Linked DNA regions of Homo sapiens: all the other regions are linked to region 3. Evidence: chromatin contacts called from ENCODE Hi-C or POLR2A ChIA-PET data. All regions are on one chromosome and are shown on one strand. The core of a region is the stretch at or near the end of the contact, and the rest is flanking DNA. Distances in the headings are between cores, read along the strand shown. Region 1 overlaps VMP1 (vacuole membrane protein 1). Region 2 holds the start of PTRH2 (peptidyl-tRNA hydrolase 2). Region 3 overlaps SUPT4H1 (SPT4 homolog, DSIF elongation factor subunit). Region 4 overlaps VMP1 (vacuole membrane protein 1).

Region 1 (3,558 bases), core at 516-3,015, 1.5 Mb after region 3:
TCTGCCTCCCTAATATAAGTCTGCTTAAAAGTCAGGGCCAGGAGCGGTGGCTCAGTGAGAGGCTAGTCTGAAGGTAATGAGTTTTCTCGATTGTTCACAGCATCTTTTATGTCTGTCACAGGTCTTCTAGTCTGATCAGTGCAGTATTCACATTTATTATATATGTCTGTTCAGGCCTTTTGTACCTCCTTCAGTATTCATTAAAGAATCTTTTTTTTATTTTTTTATTTTTATTTTTATTTATTTATTTATTTTTTTGAGGCAGGGTCTCTGTCACCGAGGCTGGAGTACAGTGCAGCCCTGAGCTTCCTGGGCTCTCACTGTAGCCTCCTGAGTAGCAGGGACTACAGGCACATGCCACCATTCTCAGCTCATTTTTGTATTTTTTGTAGAGACAGGGTTTCACCATGTTTCCCAGGATGGTATTGAACTCCTGGGCTCAAGCCATCCTCCCATCTTGGCCTCCCAAAGTGCTGGGATTACAAGCGTGAGCCACCACACATGGCCTAGAGGACCTTTTTAACAACTTCACCCCTCACTGATCTCTCTTTTCTCCCTCCAATTCCTTCGGTATATATCTTCTGTACCAAAAACTTTAATATTGAATTGTAAATTATTTTGTTCACAGATCAGTTCGTGTGTGTGTGTGCGCACACATGTGTGCGCATCTGCCTATGTTTTGAATCCAAATCCCCATAAATGATTTTAAGTTCCTTGTGGGCAGTTTGGTTTTTTTTTTTTTTGGCTTTTTTCCCAGCAAAAGGAATCAATTAAGTATTTGGTGACTGATAGATAAAAAGGATTAAAGAAAAGAATCAGCCAGAAGTTAGGGATATGTTAGCATCTGATAAAATATAATAGCAAAAACTCTTCTATTCCTGCTTTTTGTTATAAAAAGCAGCAAGGAATTGTTCTAGAAAAGAAGTGAAGGCCAGTCGCGGTGGCTCACACCTGTAATCCCAGCACTTTGGGAGGCCGAGGAAGGGGGATCACGAGGTCAGGAGTTCAAGACCAGCCTGGCAAAGATGGTGAAACCCCATCTCTACTAAAAATACAAAAAAAAATAGCCAGGCATGGTGACAAGCGCCTGTAATCCCAGCTACTTGGGAGGCTGAGGCAGGAGAATCACTTGAACCCTGGAGGTAGAGGTTGCAGTGAGCCGAGATCAGGCCATTGCACTCCAGCCTGGGGGACAGAGTGAGACTCTGTCTCAAAAAAAAAAAAGTGAAGTGAAGTGAATTTGAGTCAGTGTACTTAATAGGACAAGCATTAGGCAGTGTTGCAAGTACATATCGGAATCTCTTTGGCTGGCTCTAAGAAAGAGTTTGAACTTATTTACCTCCTTAGCCCTATGTAACAGGTAAGAAACTAAAAGGTACAGAAAATAGAGATGTTTGATTTTTCTAAGTTGCCCCAAGCTACCGTTTTTAAAAACGCCTGCAAGCATGTCTAAAACAGGAGCCTGTTAGCTACAGTTGCCAAACCGGTTTAACAGCACTGCCTCCATGTATTCTGGGTAAGAAGGAGCTCCGAGTACATAAATTTATCAAAGATCACTATCCCAATCATCTCAGAACAAGCTGTTACTAATGTACTGGAGTTTCTGTGCAAACTGTCTACCATAAACCATGAAAGGATTCAAAGTTCATAGTTCCTTCTTTGTTCCTTTGTTAATCACTGACTTCTGACTAGTGGGAGGTGCCTCCCAAGTTTGCTAATGCATTCTTTTTGGATAAGGATGACGCACAGATTGTCCTAATAAGGACTTAGATTGAGAAAGACCGCCCCCTCTGAGAAGAGGGGACAAGTCAGAGAGAGGGCGGGCAGTTTCTTTTTTAACTAGGGATGACACAAGCATAAGTCATTTCCTTATTAATTGGTTCAAACCAGTTCTTACAGGAACTAGTGGTGATAAATGTGGGACTTCTGAGAAGTCATTCATTTTATTCTTTGTGCCATACCAGAGTACAGTATCAGCTGAGCTGACCTTACTCTGAGGACTAACTCTTTTGCTGGAAGCGGTTTCTGATTTACAGCTCTTGGTTTCTCCCAGACATGTTGGTGGGAGAGATTTTGGTTTTTAAGGGGTTGTTAGATGGAGTAAATTTTCTTTTTTTTTTTTTTTTTTTTTAACTAAAAAGGGGTCACAGAATTTCAGCAGTTCTCTGATTTTTATATTTTATTCCTCTTCCTATCCAATCCCTGCCTTTTGAGTCCAGGTGGTAAGTACATTTTCTTTAACGTTTTTCCTGCTTTTCTTCCCAAATGTGTCTTTTTCTTTGGGCTACTGTACCCTGCTTCCAGTGCTGTCCCCGGCATAGGTCCATCTCTGCAGAAGCCATTTCAGGAGTACCTGGAGGCTCAACGGCAGAAGCTTCACCACAAAAGCGAAATGGGCACACCACAGGTAAGACTTTAATCCGGTTTCTTCTCCCCTCTGGGAAGTTTCGGGCTGAAATTACATTCACAGCTCTCACTCACATTTTTAGGCAAATAAGTGAAGTTGGTTTGCCAGTGTTCCTTGACAGAAGTTGAGCGTCTGTGTATGCTCTACTGGGAAATTTGTCTTTGTCTTAGACTAGAAAGTGTAACTTCTGTACATCTTCTCCTAAAAACAAGGGTAGAGCCAATGGAAAGTAATGGTTCTGTTACATAGAATGAGTTGTTGCCTTGATCTTAAATGATGTATTGGTAGATATACTTCCCAAGTGGATTAAAAAGTTAAAACTTACAGCATAACAAAGTATTAGACTTACTGAGGTGACTTGAATATCTCCTTTTGATTTTCACTCTATTTTTCTTTTCACCCATGGGAAAATGATAATTTTTTAATAAACCAAGGCTCTTACCATAGCTGAACTTTAAAACTTAGACTGTCTTTTCTGTAAACGATTCTGAGGCAAAGGGAAATGACTAGAAGAGGATGAGTAAACAATAACCTGAAATGGGAAACTCGAGGGAAGCACAGGTTTTTTTTGTTTTGTTTTGTTTGGTTCGTTTTTTGTTCTTTGGGGTTTTTTTGAGACAGAATTTCGCTCTCGTTGCCCAAGTTGGAGTGCAATGGCGCGATCTTGGCTCACTGCAACCTCCGCCTCCCGGGTTCAAGCGATTCTCCTGCCTCAGCCTCCCAAGTAGCTGTGATTCCAGGCACGTGCCACCACACCAGCTAATTTTTTGTATTTTAATAGAAACAGGGTTTCACCGTGTTAGCCAGGCTGGTCTCAAACTGACCTCAGATGATCCGCCCGCCTTGGCCTCCCAAAGTGCTGGGATTACAGATGTGAGCCACCGCGCCCGGCCAGAGCACTGTTTTTTTTAATGGCCTTGCACTCTTCTTATGGACCTTTGCTGCCCTCAGTTGACCAAACATGACATCAGAAACAGATACATTTGTGTGTTTTAAAAACAGCTCCTAATACTGGAACAAAAATATTTAACTGTCTTGACAATACTCATGAGTATCTGCATGGCGACTTCAGAGTTGAGTTTAATCAAAGAGTTTATTCTTAGGTCCTAGTAGAAGAGCTAACCTCACACTCATCCCATTCTAAACTATGT
Region 2 (3,521 bases), core at 509-3,008, 1.4 Mb after region 3:
CTTGAGGTCGAGGCAGCAGCATCTCGAGTCCAGTTCAAAACCAATCTGGGCAACCCAGTGAGACCTCATCTTTACAAAAAATTTAAATAATTAGCCAGATGTGGTGCCACATGCCCATACTCCCAGCTACTCAGGGGATAAGGTAGGAGGACACCTCAGGCTGGGAGGTGGAAATTGCAGTGAGCCATGATCGTGCCACTGCACCCCAGGCTGGACAACAATGCAAAACCCTGTCTCCAAAAAAAAAAAAAAACCCAATAAGATCAAAAACAGGACAGTGAAAGTTCCAAAAGTTACCAAGTTTATTTATTATGTCCCATATCTCAATGGAGTGTCTAATCATAAAAATGCTAAAATTAACACATATTTTTGTTCTTTAGGATGTTCTAATCTCATATTAATCTGATCAGATTATCATCTAACTCCTCTAAAACAACATGTCTGTCTCTTTTTCTGTACACTTACGACAAGCGTATCAATAAGCCTAGTGCCTAAGACTAAGGTAAAACAAATAACCATTCTTTGTCTCATAAATAATTCTGGGCAATGACAGCAGAACAAAATAAGTACATCCTATAAAATCTTCTTCTTGGTGCCTTCTAATTCCCCTGCCTCAGTAAACCCATTTCAGTAGTGCTCTTGATCCCATTACCTCCTTCTGCACCATGCTCCACCCGTTAATCTTTTTTTAAGAGACAGGGTCTCACTATGTGGCCCCCTATGTGGCCCAGGCTGTTCTCAAACTCCTGGGCTCAAGCAATCCTCCTGTCTCAGCCTCCCAAAGTGTTGGATTACAGGCTGAGCCACCGCGCCGGGTCTGCAGTTTACAACCGAAAAAAACAAACAAACCTTTCCCAAATCTTCTCTGACCCTTAAGCCACTGCCCCACTTTCCCTGTATAACATATTCCCAGAGTCTAGTATGGTGCCTGGGGTATGTCAGTAAGGATTAATACCTCTCTAGTTAATCTCTTTGTGTGAAAAAGGGGGGAAATTTTTTCTTTCTTTTTTTTTTTTTTCTGAGACGAAGTCTCACTCTGTCGCCCAGGCTGGAGAGCAATGGAGCGATATCGGCTCACTGCAACCTCCGCCTCCCGAGTTCAAGTCATTCTCCTGCCTCAGCCTCCCGAGTAGCTGGGATTACAGGCACGCGCCACCACGCCGGCTAATTTTTGTATTTTTAGTATAGATGGGTTTTCGCCATGTTGGCCAGGATGGTCTCGAACTTCTGACCTCAGGTGATCCGCCCACATCAGCCTCCCAAAGTGCTGGGATTACAGGCGTCAGCCACCGCGCCCGGCCCCAAATTTTCGACTATATTCTTAGAAACCAATTCTTTCCACGCAGAGCTCGACAGCTCGAAACGCTGGGGATATTCATAAGTGCCCAGCTGAGGGTATGAGGCCTGCTCGCTATTTTATCAATTTCGGAGAGAGCGCATCGATACTGCCTGCCTGGAGGCTTTGCTGGGAACTAGAAATTCTGAGTCTTCCCCTCCCCAGCAGCCTGTTCCTTTCCTCCAAAGGACGGTTCGCAGAACAGGAACAGAGGGCTCAGCGGCCCCTGGGCGGAAGACAGTTTATAAAGGAGAAAATGAAGAAGGTGGGTAATGCAACGAGGTGAAAAGAAACGTTCCTACTGGCGAGAAAATGAATAATGATATTGGTCTCCTTCGCCCTGTAAGGAGCCAACCAACCTACCTACAGTACCTCCTTTCCTCACTCGCGCCTTCCCTTCTTCTGGGCAGCGAACACGTTTCTATCGCGTGAGCTACCTCTTCCGGGGTTCCTGGGTGACAAGTTCCGGATCAAGAATCACAAAGCGAGCAGTCATTCTTCCTCTTGCCACACCCACAGGGCCCGCACTAAGAGCCTAACTGAAATCCCGCGAGGATCAACCGAGCTCGCCGAAAGGAGGGAGGAACGTATCCCTTCTGGAGGCTGTCTCAGGGGGCAGAGGGACCGGACCGGAAGTGACGTGAGCGGGTTCCGGTTGTCTGGAGCCCAGCGGCGGGTGTGAGAGTCCGTAAGGAGCAGCTTCCAGGATCCTGAGATCCGGAGCAGCCGGGGTCGGAGCGGGTAGGTAAACTAACTCAGGGAATTGGGGACCGAAGCCTGAGGCTGTCCTCAGAGCTTGGCGTCTTCCGGAGCTCTCCCACTTAGGCATTGCGGATCTGGGGCACTGTGATTCCGACTTCCAGCAGTGTTTTAGGACGCTGCTGACTGGATGTCTCACCCTGGATGTCTCACGCTGGCGGTAGCCAGGTTATTTGGGACACCTTCTCATGGTTGGTCACCCGGACATTGAACCCAGACACCGGGCTGTTCGTTCTCCTCTCCGCGTACTTGGAAGCCTTGCTAGGCTTCTTTAGAGAACCTCTTAGTCCCGGGATGTCCAGGACCTTGGAGTAAGTGGAGAAGGTCTTCCCTGCTGATGACTGAGCTATTTCTCAGGATCTGTCAGTTTGGTTTTTGCTCTCCCGAACCTCTGGCGCATGATGCTAGATGTATTCGCTCCTAAACGAAATCCAGGCGTGCAAGTGCCATCTAAAGCTCTGGTGGTACAGGGTAGCCAAGGGAATGGGCCTTCGCTCCGCAGAGCCCTTGGAGAGGAACTTCTCAGATTTTTCACTGCTTTAATGAAAAAGAGTTGTCTGCCTTTCCAAACCCCTGAACCCCGACCTCTATATCTTATTACAGTGGAGGTATTTGCAGTAAAACGTGAAGGTCGACTTAATCTCTAAAATTCCAGAAACCATATGTGGCCCTGTGTCACACTGCTAGATTACTTATGACCTCCAGAAGATTTTACACAATCATCTTTTATTTACCTGCAACTCCATGTAAAAATCTAATAATACACGTAGACTGGCCACTGTTGATGTGTTTTGGCAGCATCGCTCCTTATCCTAATGTTAACGTCTTTCATTTCTACTTTGGGGCTTGTCAGAGATTTTTGTGGACAGATTACATTGATCATTTGAAGAAGCTTGTACAAGTGTTTCTGGTGTTGTCATGATAGAATTTAATATTCCAGTTGCTACTACCTAGTAATTGTATTGTCATTAGCTCTGATTTTAGTTGTGTATTCTTAGCATAGATGATGAAAGGAAGAAACTTACTTACTAGGCATCATTGTATGCATTGTAGCTTATGTTTTTACTGTGGAAGAGGGATGGTGGTACCTAGACAAATGTGACTGATTTGTGTAGGTATGAAGTGACTCTCTCGAGTAGAAATTTTATATTTTACTACTTTGCCTACATTATCTTAAGGCACTGAAGGTTACTTTTTTCCTTTGAGGGATATATCCTACTTGATTACAATTGATTAATACAGTTTAATTTCTATGAGTCACATTCCAGAAGAAAATATACATAGAACCATGATGCCTTTTACCAGTTTACCTATAGCTAGTTAAATCAGTTTGTCAGTTTACATATTTTTCTTATTTTGAGTTTGAAAATTTGTTCACGCTTGGCTTTGAAACAAGGTGACAAAATTTGAGATATGGAATTATGAT
Region 3 (3,140 bases), core at 450-2,949:
CTTGCTCTGTCACCCTAGCTGGAGTGCAGTGGCACGATCTTGGCTCACTGCAACCTCCGCCTCCCGAGTTCAAGCACTTCTCCTGCCTCAGCCTCCCATGTAGCTGGGATTACAGGCGCCCGCCACCACACCTGGCTAACTTTTTATATTTTTAGTAGAGACGGGGTTTCACCATCTTGGCCAGGCTGGTCTTGAACTCCTGATCTCATGATCCACCCACCTTGGCCTCCCAAAGTGCTGGGATTACAGGCATAAGCCACCGTGCCCAGTCAAGACACTTTAACTCTTTGAGTCTCAGTCTCCTCATCACCAAATAAGGATGTTAACTAGTTCCAGGGTTTCTGTGAGAATCAAATGAGATACTGGATATGAAAGCCCTTTGTCAACTGTATTTGGGTTTGTTTTGTTGTTTTCTGAGACACGGTCTCACTCTGTCCCCCAGGCTGGAGTGCAGTGGCGCCATCACGGCTCACTGCAGCCTCAAACTCCCAGACTCAAGGGATCCTCCCACCTCAGCCTCCCAAGTAGCTGGGACTACAGGTGTACACCACCATGCCTAGCTAATTTTTTGTAGAGATGGGCTTTTGCCATGTTGCCCAGGTTGGTCTTACACTCCTGGGTTCAAAGTGATCTGCCCGCTTTGACCTCCCCAAGGTGCTGGGATTAGAGGCATGAGCCACAGCACCCAGCACCTTTGTCAACTGTAAAAATATTTACATGAAAGGCTTTACTGATACTAAACATGAACCAGACTTCCAGACAAAGTTATTATTAGTCTGTTCTTAAACATGACCTACCTGCCTCTTTCATAGAGACCAGATGTCAGGGAGGGGACCTGAGGATCAAGTAGCAGGCTGCAGACAGACTAGGAGTAACAAGGCAGAAGCCACACCAAGAGCAAAGCCTCAGTTCCCAACCCTGGTGAAACTGCTCCCCTCCAAGACCAGACCATCCTGACCCTTGCTCTATCAGCTACCAGTCCTTTCTTGAGCTGGAGGCTGCATTATCAATGCACTGCCACTGAGCTCCTCAGTGTTCTGGGAGACCCTAATTCCACAGTATGTGGCAGGGAGGAAGCAGGGAATGAGGCAAGGGCAGGCAAGGGGAAGGCAGCCTGGCTACTATTCCTAGTCTCTGTCTGACTTGCATCTGTCCTTGTTGAGCTAGGGAGGAGGCTTGCTCTTCAGGAGAGAAGCCAAACTACTGAGCAAGACAAGGAGAGATCTTAAGATGCTATGCACTCAGAACTTCGGCAGCCAGGACGGGACTGAAACTCTGACAGACACAATGGGCCAATGGGGCAGGACATAGCTCTCATGGCTGCCCTCATAGCCATGGAAAGCAGGGCAGCAGTACCAGGACCGCCCACTCCCAGGGAGCTGTGAACCAAGTCCTTGTCTTAGTTTCTTTGGGTTCCCAGTAGAGGATGGGACTCCAGCACCTTTCTGCCTGTCTGGGTTGCTGAGTGGCACCACCTGCATGTTCAAGTACCAGAGAAAGCAAGAAAGCTAATTCAGCAGCAGCTCCCGGGGAGAGCCCACTTGGCACAGTCTGTAGAGTCCAGGAAGGAAAACAGGCCACCCTTCCCCCACAAGCATCAATGCCTATGCTATGTCTTTTGCTTCCTGTGAGACTGTCAGTTAGGGCCCAGTTCAGTGTAGGGCTGAGGCAGCCTGAATGTGGTTATTTGTGCAAGCTCCTCTTGCCTCCCCTCCCCACAACTGTTTCCATTCTCACCAAGCAGCCACGTCCGGGTCAGACACCCAGGACAGCAGCTGGGGCTTTCCAAGGGACTTTTTGAGAAGCTAGTGAAAGTTGGGTGTTGGCTGCACAGCCTGGGCACTTGCTGAAACGCACTTCTTCCATCCAGGACGTAAGCTCTAGCCTGGCAGGGTTGCTTTCAGGTTGAAATTGAACAGAAATCACCACCCACGGAGCTTTCTGTTTGCTGGGCTGGGGAAATCCTTGAGAAACTCAGTTTGGAGTTGGGGTTATCTGACCATTCCCTCAGAGCTTGAAGGCACCAGAGAAAATGGTTTTGGTTTGAAGACCATAGTGGACATGAGCAGCCCGGCCAGTCCCAGTTTCCCTCCCATAGGCCTATGTGAGGACAAGGAAGGGGAGTAGACAAACTAATCAGAGTCAGGTCGCATCTCTCCTCCTTCCCACACTCTCCAGGCCACAGGTAACAAGCAAAATCAACTCAAGAGCAACACCAGGTGGCTGAGACACAAAGCCCTAGCACAGGCAGCTCTGCCCTAGCACAGCACAGCTCACCCTGCAGTTGTGGTTCTCAGCATTTCCCCTACTATTTTGGCTGATTGTGCACATATTCTATGTATTGAAAAATGGCCCAAAAAGGAGAGCAAAAGTATTTCACCTTTATAATACTTATATAATTTTCACATAGCTTCGTTTCTACAATCACAACAATCCTGAGGTAAACAGGCAGGGTGCAATCATTCTCTTTTTAGAGGGAGAACAAGGAACTTAGGGAAATCAAAATGGGGATACGAACAGGATTTCTGTGGAAATTTAAATGAGAATTTGTGGTAAATTTTTTTATCCTAAAACAACTCACCTTGGCCGAAAAATGGGATGTTACCCAAGGTCCCCTACTAGGCCGGAGGAGAAAAGGACCTACCTCCTACAGGGGCACAAACAAGGGAGACTAGGACTCAATGGTCGCCCAAGGCCCAAGGGTCTCCAGTGAGTGCTTGAGACTGGCCTAAGGTATAGGAAGAGCCGTGAAGAGAAGAAAATAGACAAGCAGGGGAGGGAAGAATTATTAAACATGGTCAAGGAGCACTCTACAAAGCCTCAGGATTTCTTCAAGGGATACTGCTGTGCCAGGTCTCGAGGGCAGAAGGATACAAGTGTGAGACACCAGGGCCACCAAGTTGATGGGGTTACTGAGCCTCTGGATCAGCACCCTCCGATAGGAAGCAAGGAAGCACACTACAAAGGCTGCAATCCCAGAGGCTGAGACAGTCAAGAGGGAGTAGAAGGGCCTCTGCTGCTCTGGGAAGGTTCTTATAGGGCAAATAAGCTATTACTGTGCCTAAGAGAATGGAAGAGGGAGGCAAGGCAGGTGTCATGGCCTTCAGAACTTTCTCGAGGTTCATATTTATTGACATTTG
Region 4 (3,280 bases), core at 659-3,158, 1.4 Mb after region 3:
AGTCTTATTTTGCTGTAAAATGTAATTGAACAACAGTAATTTTACAAAGAAAGGAAGATTTAACTGTATTGCATCTTTGAGTTTAATAGTCATCTGAGAGCAATTGTCATCTGAAGATAATATAAAAGACACCAAGTTAAATGACTTGCAAATTTTTTTACTTTTTAAAATTTTTTTATTTTTTTAGACTTGCAAATTTTAATTCACATTGAGTAAAACAACTTTTGTAAAATTATATACTTTAGAAACAAATGAAGATTCTTGTGACTTGTTTATTCTATAAGCTGTATAACCAAAAAGAAAAATTAAAGATACTTTAGGAATAAAATAATTTGAAAAATAAAAGAACTTATTTGCATGATGTATCCTGAAAAATTAGGGCAGCCAGTATTACTGAAATAATGGAGGAGTCCGGGAGTGGTTGTGGTATTTTTGTATTTAAAGCTTACACAATAGAGTAGAAACGTTGTGGTACATATTTACTTACAAGAATATGTTTTGAATAAGTTTACTTTCCTAAATGTCATCTGTTTTAATGACCTGCTACTTGGATTCTTTCTCACAGTGTTAGGTTGCTGACTATGTGAAATTTCCTACTTCTTATTATTGCTATCAGAATAGGAAATTTAAAATTAAATCAGAAATGTAAAAGTCTTAAAACTTCACCTTTTCAAAGAATATCGGGGCCTGGCATGATGACTCATGCCTGTAATCCCAGCACTTTGGGAGGCCAAGGCAGGTGGATCATTTGAGGTCAGGGGCTAAAGACCAGCCTGACCAACATGGTGAAACCTTGTAAAAATACAAAATTTTTTGTACTAAAAATACAAAAATTAGCTGGGCATGATGGCAGGCATGTGTAATCCCAGCTACTTGGGAGGCTGAGGAACGAGAATCGCTTGAACCCGAGAGGCAGAGGTTGCAGTGAGCTGAGATCACACCACTGCACTCCAGCCTAGGTGACAGAGTGAGATTCCATCTCAAAAAAAAAAAAAAAAAAGATAAAAAAGAATATCAGTTTTTTTCCTCTATTTTCATATCAATTAGCTTGTCTTTCTGTTGAGTATCGTTCATGAGTCTGCCGACCATTTTAGGTTGAATATTTCCTCAAAGGCTATTTTATAGTTTCTGAATTTAATCTTTTTTTAAGGGAACATTTTTAGGTTCTATTTAGGACTATAGTAATTAATGTAATTAATAATCAATAATTGCTACCTACTCTGTATGTTGAAGCTAAATCCCCAAATTAAGTTTTAATACTAGTATCTTTTACCTTACTAATTTCTATTAAATTTAAGGCTGAAAAAAATCTTATTTTTTAGCTTAATAGGATCTTTGTCCTATTCAGAAGTTTTGAGTTATTTACATTATTTTACTAGTGAAAATATAAAACCAAAAAACAGTTTATTAGTTGTAATGGTAGTTCTCATTCTTATGGCCAATGCCTTTTTTTTAATGCAGTAAAACAAAATAGACATTTATCTAGCGAACATCCCTTTTCAAACTATAGGGTCAAAGTGAAGGATTCTTTTGATAATGATAGAATATGTGTTTGATCATTTGAGTTTAAAGACTATGGGAAAGGAATTGATAAGATTATTTAAATACTCACGAAAGTGCTTTGGCATTCCACTAATGCTATTCTCTTTTAAGCACATTTTCCTATGAAGTGTGTGCGGTTGCAGTTGCCTACACCATGTCAATGCCTGCTGGTTTTTCCTGCTGTGAAGTTTTTCCTTTACATACACAGATTCATGAAAGAGTTTATGGTGTAGATGATCTGAAACTAAACAGGACACATTTTCATACACTTTAGTACCATTTGAAGACTCTGGGTGTCAGTTGTTGCTGGGACCTGTTTTTGACTCTGATGAACCTTTACTGGTTGTGGTTTGTCTGGCCATCACATGACTTCTCTGAAAATTCCCCCTCCCCTTCATTTCCAGTAAACTGTTTGAGCAGGAGTGAGTCACAGTGAAACCAGCTTCCCTGTAACCACAGGGCTTGTTAAAGAATTTGTCAGCGTGGACTCTAGAGGGTTTGCATTAAGCTTTGCAGTAACTGTTATGGTTTGTGTTGCGTCAGGAGTTCCACAGAAAAGCTTCCTGCTTGCAGGATCTCTTGCTTGTTTGCAAAGAGTTAAACTGATCAACTTTACCATAGTGAACATGAGAGACACATGTTAAACACACTTCTTTATCATTAAAGGCGTTGTCAAAACTACCAAGAATTAGTGTAGTTTCTCTTTTCATAATCAACCAACCACACCCAATAATGTTTAGTTTTTGAAAAGGCGGGCCTGGTAGATAGTCTTTCACAGTTGGCTCATGATTTTATCACAAAGTACCATCAAAATTAAGCAATTTTAAGTGGTCTTGATGGATTCTGTTACAGGATATTTTGACTATTCGCACAGTTAGGTGTCGGTACCAAAGGTCACTTACTTGCACTTTGTTCATCAAGAAAAGGTAGCACTTAGAGTAATTCTGGAGTTGTGATGTCTAAGCACACTTAGCATGATTTATAGTGGAATTCTTCGTGCCCCCTTTTACTTGCTTTCTCTAGAAGCATTTACTTTATTTTGAACTCTTTTGCCACCTCACTCGCAGACTTTAATCTTTCTCCCTTTTAATTTCTTCTATTTCTTTAACTCATTCCCATATTATCAACAAGGAAAGATAGTTGCAATGTGATGCAAGCTGTTAAATGAATGGCCAGTGGGAAACTTGTCTTCTCAACATACATTCCCAAGTGCATTTCTTTTTACATGCGCATTTCTGTATTTAGCCTTGTCACCTTTAGCTAGACTTACTTATCTAAAAAATAAATTTAGGCTGGGCACAATGGCTCACGACTGTAATCCCAGCATTTTGGGAGGCTGAGGCGGGTGGATCACCTGAGGTCAGGAGTTTGAGACCAGCTTGGCCAACATGGTGAAACCCCATCTCTACTAAAAATACAAAAATTAGTGGGGCATGGTGGCAGGTGCCTGTAATCCTGCTACTCAGGAGGCTGAGGCAAGAGAATTGCTTGAACCAGGGAGGCAGAGGATGCAGTGAGCCGAGATCGTGCCACTACACTCCAGCCTGGGTGACAGAGTGAACTTTGTCTCAAAAATAATTAATTAATTAGTTAATTAATTAATTTAGTGAAAACTTTTAAACTCGACCTCCTAAAAATTTCTTTTATTCGGCTTACACTTTTGTAACAAAATAAGAAAAACATTCTAAAAAATGTGGAAGCTAGTTATTCCTCACAGGAAAAAATATACAATAATGAA

What was found. A loop is a pair of places that touch in the nucleus more often than their neighbours do. ChIA-PET counts read pairs that join two places held with the same protein, here RNA polymerase II (POLR2A). Pooled maps may share reads with other maps.
Region 1: POLR2A ChIA-PET joins it to region 3 with 52 read pairs in activated naive CD4-positive, alpha-beta T cell. The contact joins two enhancer-like sites. A Hi-C loop is called at or near these places in 2 of 168 maps with a recorded cell type or tissue (GM12878 and naive thymus-derived CD4-positive, alpha-beta T cell), 9 of 37 single-sample maps with no recorded cell type and 14 of 50 pooled maps. POLR2A ChIA-PET finds 5 or more read pairs at or near these places in 10 of 52 experiments (GM12878, activated B cell, activated CD4-positive, alpha-beta T cell and 4 more).
Region 2: a map with no recorded cell type shows a loop between it and region 3 (7-fold over the local background). The contact joins the promoter of PTRH2 here to the enhancer-like site in region 3. A Hi-C loop is called at or near these places in 1 of 37 single-sample maps with no recorded cell type and 7 of 50 pooled maps. POLR2A ChIA-PET finds 5 or more read pairs at or near these places in 1 of 52 experiments (PC-9).
Region 4: a pooled map shows a loop between it and region 3 (6-fold over the local background). The contact joins two enhancer-like sites. A Hi-C loop is called at or near these places in 10 of 50 pooled maps. POLR2A ChIA-PET finds 5 or more read pairs at or near these places in 5 of 52 experiments (GM10248, activated CD4-positive, alpha-beta T cell, activated CD4-positive, alpha-beta memory T cell and 1 more).

Annotation. Positions count from the first base shown.
Region 1 is chr17:59,835,991-59,839,548 of GRCh38, forward strand. It overlaps VMP1 (vacuole membrane protein 1), which reads left to right. Exons shown (of 12, transcript NM_030938.5): 11 at 2,305-2,407. Among named protein-coding and RNA genes, the nearest start is that of MIR21, 3.5 kb to the right of the region's middle. RefSeq lists enhancers at 1,220-1,679, 1,261-3,558, 1,425-2,624, 2,130-2,859. Within about 2 kb of position 1,766, at least 31 of the 41 ENCODE cell types and tissues checked have a DNase peak (open chromatin) inside an H3K27ac peak, as active enhancers do; they include GM12878, where a contact is called at or near this core.
Region 2 is chr17:59,705,672-59,709,192 of GRCh38, forward strand. It overlaps PTRH2 (peptidyl-tRNA hydrolase 2), which reads right to left and starts at 1,759. Exons shown (of 2, transcript NM_016077.5): 1 at 1,700-1,759. VMP1 (vacuole membrane protein 1) reads left to right here and starts at 1,983. Exons shown (of 12, transcript NM_030938.5): 1 at 1,983-2,077. RefSeq lists enhancers at 1,573-2,228, 2,029-2,088.
Region 3 is chr17:58,342,817-58,345,956 of GRCh38, forward strand. It overlaps SUPT4H1 (SPT4 homolog, DSIF elongation factor subunit), which reads right to left. Exons shown (of 5, transcript NM_003168.3): 5 at 2,362-3,140. All of the region lies in intron 3 of TSPOAP1-AS1 (TSPOAP1, SUPT4H1 and RNF43 antisense RNA 1), which reads left to right. Among named protein-coding and RNA genes, the nearest start is that of SUPT4H1, 7.8 kb to the right of the region's middle. RefSeq lists an enhancer at 1,402-1,931. Within about 2 kb of position 1,700, at least 9 of the 41 ENCODE cell types and tissues checked have a DNase peak (open chromatin) inside an H3K27ac peak, as active enhancers do; they include GM12878, where a contact is called at or near this core.
Region 4 is chr17:59,784,708-59,787,987 of GRCh38, forward strand. The region is part of intron 7 of VMP1 (vacuole membrane protein 1); the gene reads left to right. Among named protein-coding and RNA genes, the nearest start is that of MIR21, 55 kb to the right of the region's middle. RefSeq lists an enhancer at 1,734-2,213. Within about 2 kb of position 1,909, at least 30 of the 41 ENCODE cell types and tissues checked have a DNase peak (open chromatin) inside an H3K27ac peak, as active enhancers do.